Regions from separate parts of the Mus musculus genome. Here region 2 is linked to region 1. Evidence: chromatin loops called from intact Hi-C (ENCODE). Cell type or tissue: left cerebral cortex. All regions are shown on one strand. Region 1 overlaps Wnt3 (wingless-type MMTV integration site family, member 3). Region 2 has its middle 16 kb from the start of Sppl2c.

The links. A loop is a pair of places that touch in the nucleus more often than their neighbours do. Peaks named below come from ENCODE experiments on the same cell type or tissue, not always from the same donor. Only the 100,000 strongest peaks of a DNase experiment are listed, where the experiment ranks them.
Region 2: it touches region 1 in a loop (6-fold over the local background); 13 of 42 quality-filtered maps call a loop at or near these places.

What each region holds. Positions count from the first base shown.
Region 1 is chr11:103,779,066-103,781,565 of GRCm38, forward strand. The region is part of intron 1 of Wnt3 (wingless-type MMTV integration site family, member 3); the gene reads left to right. Among named protein-coding and RNA genes, the nearest start is that of Wnt3, 6.1 kb to the left of the region's middle. In left cerebral cortex, no CTCF peak of the experiment used is centred here; a DNase peak (open chromatin) is centred at 1,292.
Region 2 is chr11:104,201,061-104,203,560 of GRCm38, forward strand. No RefSeq gene overlaps it. Among named protein-coding and RNA genes, the nearest start is that of Sppl2c, 16 kb to the left of the region's middle. In left cerebral cortex, no CTCF peak of the experiment used is centred here; no DNase peak of the experiment used is centred here.

The sequences.
Region 1 (2,500 bases):
TTTTGTTTTGTTTTGTTTTGTTTTGTTTTGTTTTGTTTTGTTTTGTTGAGATAGGATTTCTTCATGTAGCCTTGGCTGTCCTAGAACTTATTCTGTAGACCTGACTGGCCTTGAACTCAGAGATCCTTCTTCCTGCTTCTGCCTCCTGGGTGCCGGGATCAAAGGCACCTGGCCAGCACCCTTCTTGAAGGCTCGGCCACCACATGTTCTGTTTCTATATATTCCCTCTGGGGAGAAATGTTTCAGCCTGGAAGTGGAGAGCCACGTCTGAGTTCTGAGCTTACCATCCATTGGCTGTGTGACCTAGGGTGACTCTGTCCTTCTTCAGCTCCCTGCCTCTCTCTTGACTATACTGAGAGGTGTCCATTCATCTTCTTAGAGCCTCGGGGATATGATGGGGACTCCACAGCAGATACTTGGGACCTGCCTGAATCAGCACACCCCTTGATTTCTGTGGCTTGGTGTACCTGCCCTAAGCCCCACTTTCCACCCAACACTGCCATGCCTTCTTAATTCACTTCCAAACCTCACGTAAGGGCTCTCTATTCCTCTGTCTCTGGGCTGCTGGCAAAGTGACCTCTCCCCGTCTCAGTTTCCCCATAGGAAAAATAAAGTTATGGCCGCTACCCCATGAACATCAGTGATCAAATTCAGGCCCCAGAATGCTGCCGGAATGCAGGAAGTACAGTTCAATGTTTGAACCTCGGTCTGGCCCTGAATCCAGACTTGTCTCTTCAAATAAACCCTCCGAGATTGGCCCCCATGGCTCTCATTTCTTCTTGTTCCATGTGCTTGGCACTGGTGCCCACAGGCTTGTAACTTCCTTCAAAATCAGAAGTTCGGCTTTTTAAAATATTTTTTATTATATTCATGTTAGTGGTTTCCTACATGTATGCCTATGCAAGAGAGTCAGATCCCCTGGAATTAAAATTATAGACAGTTGTGAGCTGCCATGTGGGTGCTGGGAATTGAACCCTGAACCTCTGAAAGGACCAGTGCTCTTCACCACTGAGCCATCTCTCCAGCCCATTGAAGTTCAGCTTTTTTTTTTTTTTTTTTTTTTTTTGCTGCCTAGGGGAGGTAGGGTAAGGTGGACAGAGGTGGTCTGGGGTCTCCCCTAATCCTCCTGATACCCCACAGTCTTCTGAGCTCGGAAACCTCTGTCCTCTCCAGCTGGAACACAGAGCTCCCGGGCCTGGTGGGGAGGGGTAGGCTTGGGGCCCTGGCTGCTGGAGCAGCCCCAGCACGAGGTGAAGTTGCTTCTGGAGCTGGGGGATGACTCAGAGGGTGATTTATAGACGGAAAGCAGAAAGCTTGGCTCCTGGCAGAAGCCTGCTGCTTAATTACATTCTTTGGGGGGTGGAGGTATGTGGGGCGACAGCAAGGGAGAGACTTCTACCTCGTCCCCTCCGGGCCTGGTACCTGTGATGTCCTAGCACCAAATAGGGTTCTTCTTAGAGAGTGCGTCCCCTGTACTGAATGCACGGTTAGCCACTGAGAAGAGGAAGAAGTGGGACAGAATCATCGGAAGGACAGAGTCCCGTGGGGACCACCCCAGGGACAGGCTGATGGGGCACACAGGAAGAGTGGGATGCTGAGAAGGATCGCTGAACCTCCACCCTGCTTCTGCCGAAGAATCCCTAAGCCACCTGGGCCTCTGGGTAGCCACTCTCCACTTCCCCTTCGCGTGGTTGCCTGTGAAGACCTTCAAGTTGGCTTCTTGTCCTGTGGCTTGGGTCCTGGTAGCCCATGCGTGCAGGAGACCAGGCCTGGAACTCAGAGACTAAACTCTGCGTCTTTGGGTTAGATGACCTGTTGCGTGGAAGTGTGATGACTGCTGCAAAACTGCAGCGGTTCTGGTAGCATCAGCCTCGTGCTGGAGGGAAGGAACCCCACTAACCCTGCCTTTAAACTAACTACAGCTAGCCTGGCTGCCCATGCTGACCAGTGTAGTGACTCCAACACAGCCCCAGATACTGAATTTCTGGGTCAGGGGTCCCAAAAGGTATAGGACAGGCAGGGGTAAGGAGGCCAAGGTCTGCAGCACCTGGCTGCCTGTTTGAGCTTGGTTAGTACAGCTGGCAGGACTTGGCAGGGGTCAGGATGGGGACAGCAGACAGCTCTCCAGTTCCCCCTGAGGCAGGCCTTCTCAAAATGGCCTCATTAATGCATGTGGAGTGAATTCCAGAAATGTCAGGTATACTCACACATCTAAAGAAGGATGGGGACCCAGAAATGTTCTGTGCTTGGAGACAAGAGGAGTCAGAGTGAGGGATGGTTTCCAGGTCCGGGATCTGAACTGTTGGACATGGTCTTCCTATTGCAAAGTGATGCTCTGTGCTCAGGACAGTGGATGTTTGAGTTTTCTGTGCCTAGTGGGAGACTGGAACTGATTCCGGGACAGAGTAGAGACCATAAACTTTATATGTGAGCAGCTTTGAGGTGCAAGCTGAATTGCCAACCTTCCCAGACCTCAGTTTTCTCATCCACCAAATGGCCA
Region 2 (2,500 bases), 420 kb after region 1:
CCCAGGCTCTGCCTTCCCCTTTCTGCCTGAAGTGTGGCTGCTCTGAGGGGATAACCCCTCCACCCCTGCTCCAGTTCGAAACTGGGTACACAGGAGACTGGGAACCACAGCAATCATCCCAGACTTAACTGTTTCCCACCTGGAAAAACACAGACTGAGAGCCCCCTTTACAGGCTGTGCTCTGGGACTGTGCTACCAATGCACTGCATGCCAGTGACACTCTGACCAGGCGTGGTGGCACACGCCTTTAATCCCAGCACTTGGGAGGCAGAGGCAGGCGGATTTCTGAGTTCGAGGCCAGCCTGGTCTACACAGTGAGTTCCAGGACAGCCAGGGCTATACAGAGAAACCCTGTCTCAAAAAAAAAACAAAAACAAAAACAAAACAAAAAACAGAACCAGTGACACTCTGGACACCCCAGCAGCAAGGCAGACACACAGCCTGGCACTACACCAGTATTCTTGACCCATGTAAGGCTTTCCCTTGGACACAAGTATCCAGGTAACTTTTATCCATCAGATGTTATTGTCTTCTAGCTTATTCTGAACTCTCGCTGACTGGTTCAACTCAGCTGTTGTGGCTCAAAACTCCTCTCCAAGCTGACTGATTTGATCCAGATTCTCTTGACTTCTGACCAAATTTTTCTACTTGGCTTCATACTAACTTTGGCAACCTGTTCTAATCTTCTGGCTCCTCATTCTCTGGCTCGATTTATCTCTGCAACCTGTCTCTGTAAAACTGTCCTGGTAAAACTGTCATATGTATTCCCTACCCCCACCCCCCACATCCTCTCTCTCTCTCTCTCTCTCTGTTCTAAAGTAGCCTTTCTTCTGGTGCTGTTCTTATGTGTGAGTTGAACATATCCTATAGAACTCATTCTGTCAAATCTTACTCTGATTCATCACTTTGTCTGCCCCTCAATTAGACGTCAGATTCAAACATGTCTGTTTCCTTCTACAAACTAACTTTACCTTCATTGTTTGGGACTAAAGGTGTGTACTAGGGGGTGTGTCTGTGTTCCAGCCAGAGGTTAAAGGTGTGTTACTCAACTAGATCACACAGACCTAGAAGGTTTTTATATGTGATCCCTTGCCAGAGCAGAGATCTATGTTGCTGGATTAGTATTCCTCTCCATGCAAGGCAGAATCTATGGCTATGAAGTGATCCCTTCACAGTGGCCATAGCACACCATGTGTAAAATGAAAACAGATACGAGGCTTAGTCTGCTGACTTTGAGTGAAGAAGCAAAGCAATGGAAAGATTGTCCTGGGAGTGCCTAGCTTAATCAGGTGATCTGTTTAAAGAGAGGGAGAGATGGCTTTGTGGTTAAGAGCACTGACTGTCCTGTCAAAGATCCTGTGCTCTAGTTCCAGCATCCACACAGTGGCTCACAACCATCTGTGACTCCAGTTCCTAGATCCAGTGTCTTCTTCTAAGCTCTATAGGAGATCAGGAATTCACTTGGTACTATAAGACCCCCTTTCAGGGGCCCCCACTCTAGTCTTAGCAGAGAGAGCACACCCAAAGAAACACAAGATTCCTTCTTGTTGCAAACACACGAGGCAGTTTAATGATGGAGCTCCGGGTTAAAAGGTATCTCACGCAGGAGACAGTGGATTTGACCCCGAGGCTCAATAGCTAGGGGTTTTTATGGGGTAAAGGGCTTAGGGGTGGGGAATTCAGCATAGCGACACACTATTGGCTTATTCAAACATCAGCAAAAGAATATGTGCAGGTCAGGGTTTTGTGAGTTGTTGACTCAGTTCAGATAGCCCTGTTATGTCCTCACATTCCTCTTTATCTTTATGGTTAAGCTGTTCCCAGGAATGTTTTAACGACGGGGCATGCCCAGGTTTGTTTTTCTTTGTTCTCAGTCCCAGGCAGCCTCTAGGCTCACAAACAACCAGCAATTTCTGAGTACTTTATATGACTTACAGGTCTTGAAATTTCATCTTTCTTTCAGTACGTAGACATACACGTAGGCAAAACAACCATACACACAAAAGTTAGGAGACTATGGACCCCTTGGGATCACAGGTCAAGTGGAAACTGAATTCAGCCTGGTGAGATACTGGGTAGAGGACCCAGCTAATCTACCACCTGTCTCCTGACTCACAGAATCCACAAGATAGTACATGAGTTAGCATATCTTACCCTGCAGAAACAGGAAAGTAGCTAAGCATGGCTATGCTCTAATAAGCTTTATAAAAGCAGATGGTAGGACAGGTCAGCAGTTTGTTGAGCCCAGTCTAGAGGCATGGTGTGGGAAGTGGTTATATAATGTATGGGCAAACTATTCAAGCCCAAGAACTACTCTGAACTATAGAGGAACAATTAAAAGGACATCCTGGTGTTGCTTGGTTTATGTTCTCGGCCCCTGAGATGCAGACAGGAAGGGTGGTGTCTGTTTCCTGCCAGACCTTTGATAGTAGGGATTCACAGGCATGAGTCACGGCATGTGGAAACAACACACAGCCACCAATCTGGAGGAAGGTCTGTA